Linked DNA regions of Homo sapiens: region 2 is linked to region 1. A link is a loop called in an ENCODE intact Hi-C map of the cell type or tissue named here. Cell type or tissue: mammary epithelial cell. All regions are shown on one strand.

Region 1 (8,000 bases):
CACTCACTTTATGGCTAAAGAAGTGTGGCAGTGGGCTCATGCTTATGGAATTCACTGGACTTACCATGTTCCCCAGCATCCTGAAGCAGCTGGATCGATAGAACAGTGGAATGGCCTTTTGAAGTCACAATTACAATGCCAACTAGGTGACAATACTTTGCAGGGCTGCAGCAAAGTTCTCCAGAAGGCTGTGTGTGCTCTGAATCAGGGTCCAATACATGGTACTGTTTCTCCCATAGCCAGGAGTGTCCAGGAATCAAGGGGTGGAAATGGAAGTGGAAGTGGCATGACTCACCATCACTGCTAGTGATCCATGAGCAAAATTTTTGCTTCCTGTTCCTGTGACATTATGTTCTGCTGGCCTAGAGATCTTAGTTCCAGAGGGAGGAATGCTGCCACCGGGAGACACAACAATGATCCCATTAAACTGGAAGTTAAGATGGCCACCTGGACACTTTGGGCTCCTCCTACCTTTAAGTCAACAAGCTAACAAGGGAGTTATAGTGTTAGCTGGGGTGATTTACTGGACTATCAAGATGAAATCAGTCTACTACTCTACAACGGAGGTAAGGAAGAGTATGCATGGAACACAGGAGACCATTAGGGCGTCTCTTAGTATTACCATGCCCTGTGATTAAGGTCAATGGAAAACTACAACAGCCCAATCCAGGCAGGACTACAAATGGCCCAGACCCATCAGGAATGAAGGTTTGGGTCACTCCACCAGGAAAAAAACCCCACAACCTGCTGAGGTGCTTGCCGAAGGCAAAGGGAATACAGAATTGGTAGCAGAAGAAGGTAGTCATCAATACCAGCTACAACCACGTGACCAGCTGCAGAAACGAGGACGGTAATTGTCATGAGTATTTCCTCCTTCTTTTGTTAAAAACATGTTTGTGCATGTATACACTTGTACTAAGAAAATATCTTCATTTTATTTCCTTTTTCCTTTATCAAGTGACATAAGATTTATTGACTTCATATCAGCATTCAAGTATTGTTAACTTTATGTAATAGTATTTGGGGATTGGTGTGTTTCTGGTTGTAAGAAGGATAGTTGTATTATATTAGGCATAATTATGACCTTATTATTGTCTTTATTTGAAGATTATGTATGATCTCAGGAGATGTGTATGGGTTCAAGTTGACAAGGGGTAGACTTGTGATGGTTAATGCTGAGTGCCAACTTGATTGAAGGATAGAAAGTATTGATCCTGGGTGTATCTGTGAGGGTGCTGCCAAAGGAGATTAACTTTTGAGTCAGTGGGCTGGGAAACATAGACCCTCCCTTAACTGGGTAGGCACCATTTAATCAGCTGCTAGTGATTATAAAGCAGGCAGAAAAATATGAAAAGGAGAGACTGGCCTAGCCTCCCAGCCTACATCTTTCTCCCATGCTGGATGCTTTCTGCCCTAGAACATTGGACTCCAAGTTCAGTTTGGGACTCGGACTGGTTCTCCTTGCTCCTCTGCTTGCAGACAGCCTATTGTGGGACCTTGTGGTCATGTAAGTTAATACTTAATAAACTCCCCTTTATATATCTATATCTATATCTATCCTATTAGTTCTGTCCCTCTAGAAAACCCTAATACACCCAGGCCTGAGGATGATGAAAAGGCCTCTACCTTGCAAGATGCCATGTATCATGTACCCTCCCCCAATTCCCGCCCCAGCTTATGGTCTCCCACCTCCTCTTCCAGCAACCAGACCAATAACTTGGGTTAAGCTGCAACATAACCTGGCTGCTAAGGGAAGAAGTCACTGCAGGATGCAGCCAGTGAATACCAGCAGGAGCCGGGAGTTTAACTTCATTTCTCTCTTGCATCATTGACAGGCTTGCCACCTCTGGTTTCCACCCTGCTGCTCTATCTTCCATGTTGCTGTTACAGGGATCTTTTCAAACAGATATCTCGCCACATCTCTGCCCTGCTTAGAACCCTTCAGTGGCTCCCCCTGTGGCCTCAGGACAAAGCCCCCATTTCTTCACTCAGTGCTGCCTCATCTCTTACCCCCTTTTCTATGTATTCCTCTTTTGGTACTTGCCACGTCTGTTCCTATGTTGGCACTTTGCTTTTGCAGCTTCCTTGCCTGGAAACTCTCTCCCCTTCCTCACTTCACTGGGGACTTTCATATCTCAGTTCAAGGGCCACTGGTGCTCCTCCTGCAGAGACATGTGTTCTCCAGCTCCCCTCTTCAGGGCTGGCTCCTCTCTCCTGGGCTGCTGAGGGCATAATAGGCTGCAGAGGGCTCTCAGCCACTTCCCTCCCTGGGGACTGCCTGCAGCCAGACAGCTGCCTTCCCTAGGGTAATGCCCCCTCTGGGGACCAGCCCACAGTTACTGGTGGCTGAGAAGGACTCAAACACCTGCCTCCTTTCACTGAGTTTGGGACAACCTTGAATCCCTTCCTACCTTCAGAACTTCTCATAGCTGAGGTCTAAGTTGCAACCATATTACTGGGCCAATCCCAGCTTCCTCCGTCTTTATAGGCGGATCCCTCCAGAGCAACCCTCCTGCTGCAATGAACTTCATGCAACTGTGTTTCAAAGTCTTTCCAGAGATAACACCTTTTAAAGCATTCTTAGATTTTCTTTCTCTGGGATCTCTCAGAACCATGCATATATATTTGATATTGTGTATTTTTCAGTTATCTGTTGCTGTGTAACAAGCCATCCCTAAATGTAGTGATTTAAAATAATGATATGTTTTTTTTCTTGATTTTATGGGTTGACTGTCCTCAGCCAGGCAGCTCTGCATCACCCAGTGTAGCTTAGGCCACTCATGTGTCCGCATTCACCTGGGAGCTCCACTGTAGCTGGAATGTCCAGGATGGCTGCTCATCCTCCAGGATATCTGTCCACATGGCCTTTAATCATCCACTAGTCTAGCTTGGGCTTCCTTATACTATGGTAGCTGGGTTTCACGAGGAAGAAAGTGGAAGTGGCCACTTCCCTTAGGGATTGGTCTTATAAGGTTTAGAATCTCACTTCTGTCATACTTTCTTGTCAAGGCAAGTAACAGGCCTGCCAGATTCAAGGGGAGGGGAAATAAGCTCCACCTGCTGATGGGAGGAGCATCATTTGCATCTAGGGATGAGAAGGAGTAAAGGAAACTATCTACCACAGCATGTAACACCATGACACTGGGAACTCCTTGAGGGCAGGGATTCATCTATATAGCATCGTCCCTAACCCACGCACTTCCAGGAGCTGTCAGAGATTTCTGATGACAGAGTGAGCTCCAGCCCCAATATTACTCATTCTGTGTTTGGCCCCCATAGATCCTGGGCAGGAGGTAAAGAGGTAGTGAAGCCAAGCCACAGGTTGTCAGCTGCCTCTCTGGGGACATCGCTTTAATTTCCAAGATAGCAGTCCAAATGCTGTCTGGAGTCTATTTCTGGGCACAGACTCTGCCCCTGGGGCATGAGTAGGGCACATTTTATTCAGCCACATGGTTACCCAGGGCCCCAGAACCAAACACAGGCTTAATAATTAAAGCTTGTCTCTTCTCTGTCATGTCATTGTACATTTAGAGCATGTGGAAGTCATTAGTGTTGTTTGTCAAATATTTCTGGCAATGCACCTGCTGAACACATGAAAGGATTGCACTTCTTGGCCCTCTTGTGGTTGGGTGAAGCCTAGTGATTAATTCTGGCCAATGAGTTGTGAATGGAAGTGACTTGTGCCATATATGGACATTTAATTGCTACATGAAGCCCTTCAGAGCTCTTTCCCTCTGCCTTGGAGACTGGCAATGTTCGAGATGGTGTCTGCTCCATCAGTTGAGTGAGGATACATGGAACAGAGCCCCAACCAACCCATGATGCACAAGTGGCATGAGTGAGAAATAGTATTTGCTGTTTGAAGCTGCTAAGATTAAGGGATTGTTTGTTATGGCACCATGACTGAGCCTATCCTGTGTGATACAAGGGCCCTGACTCATCTTGAGCTCAACTTAGCATTTAGATATATCTGGAGCGGGATAGAGGCAGGGCTCTGGGGAAAGAACTCACCTTCAGGGAAGAAGGAATAGAGACTGGAGTAGATACTGTGGTAGGAATCCAACACTATATTAGCAGCCCAACTAATATAAACAACTAATATATTAACATGTGTTAGAGTTGTAAAGACGTCATAGTAACACTGAATGGAATAAATATTCAGGAAAGTGGGACCATTAAAAAGATTCCTACCCCTGCCTCCTACATGTACGTTTCTTTCCTTCCCCTCCCCCTCCCCCAAATCCCCTCATTCACTGCAAGGGATTTGAATAGTTGTCGTAAAGGCAGAGTGATTTGAATGCCCAGACATTTGCATATGGGCTTTCCTTCTGTTGCTTTCTTTATTCTAGTTCGGTGGCTCTCTAACTTTAGTGTGCCTAAAAATTTCTGTTCATGGCTGTATAAACAAACCCATGTATACTGTACTTTATGAGTGGTTTGAGTTTTTCAAGGGTACTTTAGACTATATGCAGTTCTTGTCTTATGCACAGACTTCAAAATCTAACCTCTGTGTAAGATGATATTCCATTGTTCAAAACCAAAAGAACCTTGTAAATTTTATGAGACACGGAGGGCACAAGATGTCAGCAGCAGCTGCTTGTAGGCCATTATCCACCCATCCCCCAAGTCCTGTTGATTTTACACCCATGGTCTAAGCCTCCATCATCTCTTTCCTGGATTACTGTGAAGGGCTCCTAACTGCCTTTTTGCTTCTATTCCTGTTCCATCCAATTCATTGTCCATACCAGAGCCATCGTGATCCTTTCCAAACACCAATCTGGTCACGTTCGTTCCCCGGTCTGAATCTCTTCACTGGCGTCCCATTGCGCTTACCAAGAAGATCGACACTTTTAATGTGTTCTTAAGACCACAGGATTCAGCCTTGCCTGCCTCTCCAGCTTCATTTCACAGCAGTCTCCCCTTTGGCCTTTTACTTTCACCGACACATTCCTGTCCCTCTCCCCCATCGCAGAGCCTTGGCACCTGTTATACCATCTGCTCAGAATGTTCTTCCCCCACCCTCTCCTTTTTGCCTGGTTAACTCCTACGCATGCTTCAGATGTCAGTTCAAATGTTACGTCCTTGGAGAAGCATTTAAGCCAGCTTATTCTTTATTTGCTCTCATAGAATGTGTTGCTTTCCTTCAGAATATTTATGTCAGTTTGTAATTATATACTAATTTGTTTGATTATGTGATGAACACTTGTTTCTTCCACTAGAATGTAAGCTCTAGGAGAGCAGGGGCCATGGCTTCCTTGTTATTCTTGTATTCCTAGCACATGCAATGTATGTTTGCTGCATGAATGATTGAATGGTACCATAGTGGTTTCAGTGGCAGTGATAGTGGCTGCGGAACTGAAGCAGTGATGGCATATCCATTTCCATCTGTTTTGGGCTATTATTTACTCTTATTCTCACCTCTAGCTTCTGTGGCCTGAGAAATAGGAATTATCTCCAGATGCAAAAACCAAGACCCAGAGAGTAGACAAGACTCAGGGCCAGTGAGTGGTGGAGTCAGATCCAGAATCTGCTCTCCAGATGCTAGGAGTAGAGTTCCTTCTCAGACACCGTACTACTTTCTGGCCTGTATTCTGACAAAACAGATGCCTCCTAAGGTCTCCAGTGTGGATGACTTGTGGGGTACTGATAGCAAAGTAGCATCTTTTACAAACAGTCCTCCTACCTCTCTTCCTCTTTTTTCTCCTTTTCATCTTTCTCTTCTTTTTCCTCTCATTTGATTAAAAAGTCATTTTTAAAAATAAGGTCAGCATGGCTGAGACTTTTTGAAATGTTTGGGCTGTGGTCAGCCCAAAAAAACTAGACTGAGCACAGTTTGCCTAGTTAGCCCCACCTGTGGGGCTGGTGAGGACCCGTATGTAGGATTAAGGCAGAAAACCTCAGACTTCAGGAAATGTGCTAATGCCAATTATTGCTTGTTAAGGCTTTAGGGTTTGATGGCACTTATGTGGGTTGGGGGCAAGACTTCTCTTAGAAGGGACTGACATTTCAATTTCAGTCGTTCTGGGAAGAAGTGAATCCTGGAGCAGAAAATGAGGAGGTATGTGGTAGAATTTAGCTGGAGGGGACATTTTCCTCCTCTTTCTGGAGACTTGGTTTAGTTTGTTCTGGATTCTGAGGCCTGGAGGTAACTAGAGCATTATATTAGTTAAGGCAAGGCCAGCTGCTCTAACAGATAAACCTTTAACATCTTGGTATCTTAACAGAAAAAAGTTTATTTTTTATCTCCAAAATAGATGTTCTGATAAGTGGTGGTTTTCTTCCAAGTGGCAATCAGGGACCCAGGCACCTTCCATTTTGTGGCTCTCCCATTCTTAATGGAGAGAGTCTCAAAGTCACCTAGAAGCAGAAAAACTAACCGGGGTCAGGTCTCAGCATAGCTTGAGCAGGTAAGTACAGACCCTGCTCCAGGAGTAAATAGCTCATTCACCAAAATTGCTGAATAAGCTGCCGACATGTACCAGGAGGAACCAGGGGGATCCATGTAGAGGTGGATCCCAGACTCGGGCGGGGTTGGGGGTGGAAATATAAGTGTAGATCAGGGAGTGTGTATTGATCTAGGAATCCTTTCCTGGGATTAAGGATTTAATGCCTGGCAAGGACACTTGGAGTCAGTGCTAATATGCTGCCAGGATGTCTCCATGAAGCTTGGACCTGCAGCTAATTAGATGGAGGGATGCTGGAATTGCTGGTAGAGTATTGAGGAAGGAGTCAGAAGACTTAGAGATGTGATGTGAGACTATGATACCCACTGACTATGTTTTCTAGAAAAGTCCGAAGGATACTTCCCTCACTAAAGCCATAAGAAAGGCACTAGTTATGGATATACAATATTATTGAGGAGCTCAGTAGTGGCTATCTTCTGCAGGCAGGGTTGACAGTAAGAGATGCTGCACTGGAACTGGGCTCCTCGATGACAATGGGAATGATGGAATTTTGGAATAGGAGAGACCATGTGCCAGCGGGAAATAGAGGAAAGGTGGACTTGTTTGCCACATCAAGCAGTAGAGTCAAGTGGCAGCTAGAGGTCTTCACCCAAAGGATCTGTGCTGATAGCTAATAGACCATGTTCCTAGGAGCTGGACATATGGACAGCCCACAAGGTATTACTTACCTTATATAACCAAAAAAGGTCAAGAACAGGTGAGCCAAAAAGATCAAGGCCTATGGCAGCTTCCATAATAGAAAATAATGAATCTTTAGCCATTTTCCAAATCTGAGCCCCTTTTCAGACCCAGAGTCCATTGATTGAGGAGGAGGCCCTGTCCCCTTGAGGAAGGACTCTGCAAAGCCACTTCAATTATTTACAATAAATGTCTTCCCAATCCTTCTCCAAAGAGACTTACAGCTATTTATCAGAGTACCTGTACATGAGGGAAAGAGGAAACAATAAAATTTTTTGAGAGCTGTTGGGTATTGAGTCAGCTGGGGATGCAAATGCCACAATCACTCCCATATTAGAATTGGGCATATTGAGGGCAGGTGATAAGGGAACCCTGGTTTAACTCTGTCTTACAGTGGGTCCAATAGATGCCCACACTGAAGGTTTGTTCATTTTCCTCGTTTCTGAGTATGTAATTAGCATGGATATACTTAGTAGTTGACAAAACCTTCATATTGGTTCTGAAGCCCAAGTTGAGATCTTTTAAAATGCTCTTTAACTCTTTGGCCAAGATATTAAATCCAAAGCAATTCCATATCTTAGGTGGCATTGTAGAAATTAGTGCTGCCACCAAAGGCTTAAAGGATTTAGGAATTGGTTTTCCCCACCACATTCCCATTCTATTTATTGATAGGGACCCTAGAAATCCAGATTGGTCAAGGATAATGACCAGTGGACCATCAAAACAAGGGGGAGTTCTGATTGTAGCTGCTGTGCTGGATATGGCATATTTACTAGAACAGATCAACATAGCCTCCAGCATTTGATACATGGTATTTGATCTTTTCAATTCACATCAGAAAAAAGGATTAGAAGCAGT
Region 2 (8,000 bases), 130 kb before region 1:
GAAACAACTACTTGAACACCTTTCTTCTCAGTTTTCCTAGGACTGTACACAGCTAGTACTTTCTAGATGCCTAGGGGAGAAGTTAATTCATTGCCTACAGTGGATGCCTTGGGCAGTAGGGCTGTGTCCGTTCTCAACTTTGAGAAGGGCTGAAGCAGGTGCTAATAGGTAGTTTATTAACCTTTCGATTTTACAAAACCATTTCCTTCTCTTTACTGATCACCTTTTTACTCTTTTGTAGGATAAAACTCAGAAAGTGAAGGTGAAGAAAGAAACGGTGAACTCCCCAGCTATTTATAAATTTCAGAGTCGTCGAAAACGTTGACGTGTTATAGATAAGCCTTGTCATTCTGTATCAAAAATCTGTTGTCGTTTTCTAGTAACTTCAAATTCCATTACTCCAAATGGCATGGTTTTCCGGTTTGTAACCATAACTAAATTGTCAGTCTGACATTTAATGTCTTTCTATGGACAACATTAAATCTCCCTCCCTTCTGTAATTGTTTTTGGATTGTGAAATTAGTCTTATTTTTATATACTTAATTTTTTTTTTCTTTGAGATAGGGTCTTTGTTGCCAGGCTGGAAGTGCAGTGTGTGATTATGGCTCACTGCAACTTTGAACTCCTGGGCTCAAGTGATCTTCCTGCATCAGCCTCTTGAGTAGCTGGGACCACAGACATGTGCCACCATGTCTGAGTAATGTTTAAATTTTCTGTAGAGACCAGGTTTTGCCATGTTGGCCAGGCTGGTTTTGAACTCGTGGCCTCAAGCGATCCTCCCACCTTGGCCTCCCAAAGGGCTGGGATTACAGGGATGAGCCACTATGCCCAGCCCATAATTTTTTTTGTTATGAAACATAGGATCTCATTACAGCAGATTTGGAAAGTAGATTAATTCATTCCTAATCCCAGTGCTTATTCAATAATAACAAATATTTATTGCATGCTTAACTGTGCTAGGAGCTAGAGCTGTGGAGGTGGACAATTACTGTGAGTAGTCTAGTTGATTTCCTCCATTTTGTAAAACGAGGCATCACTTTTTGTCCATGTTTTTGTGTTTTATAGTTACAGTAAACAATTTGATGTCCTACTTTTTTTTTTTTTTTTTTTGAGACGGAGTCTCGCTCTGTCGCCCAGGCCGGACTGCGGACTGCAGTGGCGCAATCTCGGCTCACTGCAAGCTCCGCTTCCCGGGTTCACGCCATTCTCCTGCCTCAGCCTCCCGAGTAGCTGGGACTACAGGCGCCCGCCACCGCGCCTGGCTAATTTTTTTTTGTATTTTTTTAGTAGAGACGGGGTTTCACCTTGTTAGCCAGGATGGTCTCGATCTCCTGACCTCATGATCCACCCGCCTCGGCCTCCCAAAGTGCTGGGATTACAGGCGTGAGCCACCGCGCCCGGCCGATGTCCTACTTTTTAATTAAATCATTAGCTCTTTCCCAGTTTGTTACATCACAAAAGTTTTTTACAGTAATATATGCTAGAGTAAACGTTAAAATAAATATTATTTTTAATGATTGCATAGTGTTTTATCTAGTGGATAGACTGATTTTACCCTCACTCATTCTTCTTTTATTGGCTATTCAGGTGGCTTCATAAATTATCCAAGGAGGAATTTTTTTCTCTTACTTAACAGCTGCAGATAGAAACTCTTGGAACAAGGAACCTACGGGAGCACCTCTTCCTTATTGATGAAGCTCAAATCAGTATAGGCCTGGCTGTGTCTCTGTCCTCTGCACTCCATGCCAACTCACAATTCCAAGGCTAGAATAGCTTGGTGCAGACCTTCACTCTGGGAATATGGACCCCTGGGTGTGTTGGCCAGCTTCTTTCTCTTCTCTGGTTCTCTCCTTCCTTTGTTTGCCCATATCAGGATTATAGGCCAAGGACAGTAAGGACAGGACTGAACATGCTTAGAGCAAACATGGGAGAACAGGGAGCGGGGTTCTGGGGGGCTTGCGTAGCCCTTACACCAAGGAGGGAGAACAGCCATGTGTGGATTGTAAGGCTTTAAAAGAAAATTGTTAATGCTTAATAAGTGCCCATGACTGTGAGCTTCCTGTACAAGCCTAGACTAGAAGCCTGTTTCCTCAGGGTGTACCCAGTGGAATTTAAATCAGGGGCCCTGGAAAACAGCAAGAAGGGTCAGGAAACAGAAACCAGTAGGTTTTGCCTTCAGGAAGGAAATGCTTCCCATTGTGTGTATGCACTCCCTTCTGGGGAGGTGCTGAGCTCAGTCAATGCTGAAAGTTTTAGAGACTTGAGGATCAAACCAGGGAAGGGACTCATCATAGTGATACTAGACAGGGGAGTGAGCAGACTAAGCAGCAGTCTGATCCTGGGGTCAAACAGCTGGATGCTGCTGCTCCGTCTCTTGCCCCTGCTGGGTGGGAAAGTGGGGGAGAGGATAGGGAATAGACCTAAATGCCTTCTCACGAACCACACACCCACATGAAGGTAGGCTCGCCTCATGGAATCTCATGTTCACAGATGCACAAGGCACATATAACTCAGGCCTCATAAACAGGTACAGGCATACCTACACACCGTCTGGCACAGGAGCACAAACAGTGACGTTTGAAGAGCCACACTCCCAGGCCAAATGGAGCAGGAAAGTGCATCCTTTTGGTGTACTGTGAGTTCCAGGCTGAAGGTAATCGGAGTGCTGTAAGGGGAGCTGGGTGTTCTGAATTGCTGTTACACTGAGTGCTGTCTCCAAGACTCAAGGATTTTAAGCAAAGAGATTGGCTGTCCCTGTGACTAAGCAAAGACAGGCCCCAGCCCCATGTATTCTGAGAATTGGCCAGGGCTTTGCCGCTTTGGTACTCAGTGGGACCCTAGACTCTTGGCTTGTTGGGGAGGGAAGAGTATTGTTTGCTTAGCCGCCCTTTTTGGCCTAGGGGTGATTTGGGCTGTTGGTGGCATACTGCTCTAGCTGTGCCAAGGGGGCTGTGGGCAGCCTATGGAGCTGGAGGGATTTTCTGAGTCAGGACTTGTTTGGCTCAGGTCTCTTGTACAAACCAAGTCTCCAAACAGCAGTTCTATGGTGATGTGGACCCTTCAGGTCTGTCCAACAGAGAATTCAGTAAGCCTGGCTCAGTCTTAGTCTGTTGCTGCATCCTAGGGCCCTTCCCACCAAAGCAGGAGAGTGTCAAGCCCTAGCTTTATTCTTGAATAAGTTCATCTTTTTCTTTGAGACAGAGTCTTGCTCTGTCACCCAGGCTGGAGTGCAGTGGCGCGATCTTGGTTCACAGCAACCTCCGCCTCCTGGGTTCAAGCGATTCTCTTGCCTCAGCCTCTCTAGTAGCTGGAATTACAGGCGCAGAGACGGGGTTTCGCCATGTTGGCCAGGCTGGTCTCGAACTCCTGATCTCAGGCGATCCACCTCTCCTTGGCTTCTCAAAGTGCTGGGATTACAGGCATGAGCCACTGCTCCTAGCCAATCTTTTTCTGATTTCTAACTGCTTCCTGGTGCCAGGGTGGAAAAGGGCCCAGCAGGTGGAGCTGCTGCCCCTTTGCTGGGATTCCTTCTCAGGGACTTGGTGTCCACCCACCCAGCACACTTGTCTTCTTTCAAAAGTGTCCTTGTACTTAGGAAGTACTTGCATGTGTTTGCTTATTGAATTTAATGCTAGGGGGGAGAGCTCCCATGAAGAAATGGGATTTTCTCACCCTGAGTTTGAGATGAGTGTGGCCCCAGGAGGAAGACTGGGCAGGAAGGTGCTTTTCCTTCCTGTTTCTAGTGAGGACCATGCAGGGAGGTCTCTGTCACATAGCCCCAAGTTTCCCATAGGGTGGTTCCACCCAGACCTGGGAGGGGTCTCCCTCCGTGCAGCTTTAAGCATCTGTTTGTCGCTCACTGTCCTCTCCCCCATGCTGCTGACGGTGGGGCACTGAGCAGTTAGAGCTGCACGTCCTCCAGCAGGGAAGGCAGCCAACAGATGCAGACTCGCTCTGCCTACCTGTGGAGGCCGGTGAGGCCAGGGCCTGTTGGGACTTGAAACAGTGAGGCAAGTGGGTGTGTGGTGCTGGGCTCCCCGCTCAAGTTCTCCCAGCGTGCCAGTTCCCGGAGCCTTATGTGCAGGGTGTTGGGGAAGGGCGGGCTGAATCGTGGGTGGGAGTCTTGGCTCAAAGCCCCAGGTGAGTGGAGGAATTGGGGGCGGACCTGAAGTACTGTCTTGAAGTGGACCTGGCAGGCCTCTTGGGCTTGTGCAGCTGCCTCCCCGGGTCAGAGGGTGCGCCCTCTGTACCCAACCAGGTCTCCACAGGTCTGTCTCAGCAAAAAGTGCAGGGAAGGATCAGAGAGAAGCTGTAAAACAAAGGGAGGCAGAGCTTCCCTTCCCAAGCCTACTGCTGAGAGGTTGGAGTGTAGAGGAGGCTGCCTAGTTCATGCTTCTGCCTGTTCTTTCCTCAACTGCTCTGGCCAGAGGGAAGAACGTCTCCGCTGCTTCTCAGGCTCCCTGTAAGGAATTTCCTGGCTCCCTATTCCTGGATCCATCATCATCACATTTAGGAAGTCTTGTCCAGTCTACTCCTAGGTGAAGCATACACCTAGGTCTCCTTGTTCATCTTGTCCGCTTCGCTTAATGCAAAGGGAACAAACTGCTTGGGGCTGGGGTGGTTGCACAGTCCAGCCCTGTGCTCCTGCGTGGTGGTAGGAGAGGCTCGTCCAGAACGGAGCTAAGGACCCAGCTTTTTCTAGGCAAGAGGAATATATCAAGGGAACTGCTGTGTTTAGGGGTAAGCAGAGGATGGAAAGGGCTTCCTTTCCCCTCCCTGCATCTGTCACCTGACGGCCATGCTCAGATCGGGTTAATGAAACTGTGGTGCCCCAGGCAGCTGGGCAGCACCCCCCTGCCCTGAATCAGCCTGAGTCATTTACAGCTTTCTCCCAGTTACCCCAAAGGCTTCTCTCAGAGGTGACAAATGTAGGGGGTTGGTTTCGGGTTTCATGTTTTCACATTACTGGGTGGAAAAAAGAAAAAACACCTTTCCAAACCAAAAAAACCAGCTTCTATAGCAGAAACAACTTGTCCCGAGAGCACTGAAAATTTCCCCATCCTCTCTCCTCATCTGCTCAGAGACACTGAGACCAGTGATGGAGGGGTTAAGGGGAGGGGTTGGAGTCAGGCTGAGTGGAGTGTTGGGGACAGCCCCTTTGGAGGTGGCAGCACCTGCCTTCCTGCTTATAGGCAGGGGAGGACCTTTGCAGGGCCCTGCAGCTCTGAAGCCTGTGGTCTCCAGTGCCCAGAGATGGATTGCCAGGGCATGGGACAGTGAACTCAGGGTGGCGAGGGACCAGGGAAGGAAGGGACCATCTCCCCTCCCTAGCTATTTTGATCCCAGGAGGTCTGGGACAGGTGTCCCTCCCTGGCAGAGGGTTCTTGAGGTGGAGTGGTAGGTGGAATATAGAAGGTCCATCTGGCACATGGAGCCTAGGGGGCAGCACCCCCTCCTCTTGCTGGCTGGTAGCATTGTAGACCACCCCAGCCCCCCGCCAGGGGCAGATGGTCTCCATAGCAGATGGAGACTAGGCTGGCAGTGGCAGGATGGGCTTTCTAGTCTCAGCCTGGCCACTCTGGCTAATAAGACAATCCGGGGGCAGTGACAGGGCTAACTGCTGGTGTGTGTGTGTGTGTGTGTGTGTGTGTGTATGTGTATGTGTGTGTGTATATAGGTGTGTAGGAGAGGGAGCCCTGGCCTTATTGGGCCATTCTGGGGGAGAAGTAAAGAGGAGTCCCAGACAGAGTCAGTGGATCTTTGGGGCCCCCTCAAGTTTGCTATGTAAGCGTGGCAGGCTCTCAGTGCCTGGGCTCCTGAAGCTGCCCTGGTTCTTGTGTGAAGGGGCCGGCTCCTGGGCTGGGAGCCTCTGCTGCAGCTGGAGCCTGGACTGCTTGATTTAGACCCCCTGCCAGGTCCCCAGAGCTCGGCCTGGGCAGCAGCTCCTCCCAGAGGACGCGCCCGTTTATTATGCGCTCCTGCTCCCTCATGGCTCAGGCAGGCAGCGGCCTTCATTAGCGGAGGAGCTGGGGTCTGTTTTGGCTGCCTCATCAGCATCAGTGAACTGCGTCCCTGCGAGATTTGATACAATTTAATTAACCTAATTAAAAGCTCTGATTGCAGAGATGATTGGGGTAGCGCCAGCAGCGACTGCATATTTATAATGAGCTGCAAGGTGTGGGACCGCAGCCAAACGCCACGCATCCTAATGAGCGGGAGCCGGGAGCCAGGGAGCGGGAGAGGGAACGTTTATTTTTGGCAACAATGCCCAGTTCCTCCCTGCCAGGGAGTCAGAGACCCAGGGAGCAGAGACGGACCTGCCCACTGTGCTCTTCCGCACAAGGTGGAAGCAGAAATGTGTGCTCTCCACCGGTTCTAGGGCCCTTGGACGCCCCAGGAGCACACAGTGCCCGTGTTTCTGTTTGTAGAGTAGGGGGCTGGGACCCCAGCCATGCACTTTTCCTGCCTCTCATCTCTGGGAGTCAGGGGCTGCCTTCTGAACCGGGGCCTTGCTGTGAGGAAACAGGACCCAGCAGAACCACCTTGTTTCCAGGCTCCAGGATCCCTGGGCTGTTTTCTCAAACTTGCCAAGGAAGAGACAGGGGCTGGCAGGACAGGCTGAGAGGCTGCTTGGGAGTCAGAAAAGGGGTCTGCATATCCAGGAGTCCCAGATGAAGATCCTGGGCCTGGGACAGAAAGGAGAAACAGGAGGGGCAAACTTCCCACTCATCCTGGAAGCTGGGGACCCCTGTCCCCATCTCCTCACTCCCTTTGAGGACCCTGCCCAGGGAGGCCAGCTGCCCTGGACTCTTCCTGTCTTCTCCCACTGCCTCTGTCTGGGGAAGTCTTGGTTTGTCTGACTCAGCGTTTCCGCTGTAAATCACATCTAATAATACCGAGAGTGAGAGCTGAGACGGAGGTGCTGTGGGTGAAGGGGCACCGGGGAGGAGGGGCACGCCGCCTAGGTGCCAATGGGTGTTGTTCAGGGAGGGAGCTCTGAGGCGGCAGGAATGGGGGCTGGGCCCTGAGGAAGAAGGTGGGAGCAGCCTGCCACCCCTGCCCCCATTCCTGCTCTGGAGCTTGTGTAGGTCATGAGCTCAGCCAGGCTGGCCCAGCCCCCCAGTGCTTTGAGTGCCGCCAGGACAAGATGAGATTTGTCCCAGCCTACCTTGCAGAGTTGCAGCTGTTTAGCTCCCTTATCAATCTTCTCTGTGGGTTTAATCATCTCTCTGTCATCCTGCTGGGGCAGCCCTCCCCTAACTGAAGCCCCCAGAGGGGCTGGAGCTTCTCAGCCCCAGCTTTCCTCCAGTCCCCCTCCCCCAGACAAGCATCTTTCCCCACCTGACTTCCCTTATGGGAGATAGAGGGTGGGCCAGGGCGGCTTTGCTCCAGGTTTAGTCTCAGTGGCAGGGGTGAATGTCCTTGTGTTTGCAAGATGTAAACAGGATGAAGGGTGGGTAGAGGTGGCACTGGCAGAGAATTTGTCCCAGCTGGGTCCTCAAGGTCTTTGACTCCATTCCAGCCTGGGTAGAACAGGGCCTAGAGGTCGGCTATGAGGGCTTTCTGCCCAGAACCAGGAGATTCTTGCGTAGGTGCACGATCCTTCCCTCCTGCCAGCCCCTTAGGAGCTGCAGCCAGCCAGCCAGCTCTGGCCTCCTTCCCTGGGTGGGTCCTGTGGGGCTCAGGGGCCCGTGGGCAGTAACCACGAGCCCACGGCTTTGTGTGCATCTTGGGAAGGAGGGCGCACAGGAGTCAATGGAGCCTGTGTTGTGGTCCAGGCGGGGAGCCAGGGCGCAAGGGGTTTTGGGGCTGCCCCAGTGCTGACGTGCAAGATGACCTTCAGGGCCGCGCTTCGGCCCTCTGCTGTGCTCTCCTTCCCTGCTGAGCATCTGGAGAATGGGCAAGGAGGTGGCATGGGATGGGGTATGTGCCCCCAGAGGGAACATGAGAAAGAGGGCCCTTCTTCCCCTGCTCCCCACTCCTCACCCTAGGCCTTCTCT

Evidence for each region. Hi-C counts contacts between places; a loop is a spot of excess contacts. Peaks named below come from ENCODE experiments on the same cell type or tissue, not always from the same donor. Only the 100,000 strongest peaks of a DNase experiment are listed, where the experiment ranks them.
Region 2: it touches region 1 in a loop (12-fold over the local background); 4 of 110 quality-filtered maps call a loop at or near these places.

What each region holds. Positions count from the first base shown.
Region 1 is chr1:38,149,329-38,157,328 of GRCh38, forward strand. All of the region lies in intron 1 of LOC105378654 (a long non-coding RNA gene), which reads left to right. Among named protein-coding and RNA genes, the nearest start is that of LINC02786, 12 kb to the left of the region's middle. In mammary epithelial cell, a CTCF peak has its summit at 3,623; no DNase peak of the experiment used is centred here.
Region 2 is chr1:38,023,304-38,031,303 of GRCh38, forward strand. It overlaps UTP11 (UTP11 small subunit processome component), which reads left to right. Exons shown (of 8, transcript NM_016037.4): 8 at 242-1,517. The coding sequence ends at 325. Among named protein-coding and RNA genes, the nearest start is that of UTP11, 15 kb to the left of the region's middle. RefSeq lists enhancers at 2,800-3,299, 3,466-4,018, 4,019-4,570, 5,390-5,439, 6,573-6,652 and 1 more. In mammary epithelial cell, CTCF peaks have their summits at 3,508 (motif pointing right) and 5,400; DNase peaks (open chromatin) are centred at 3,508, 3,988, 4,888 and 6,968; H3K4me3 peaks cover 306 bases; H3K27ac peaks cover 3,368 bases.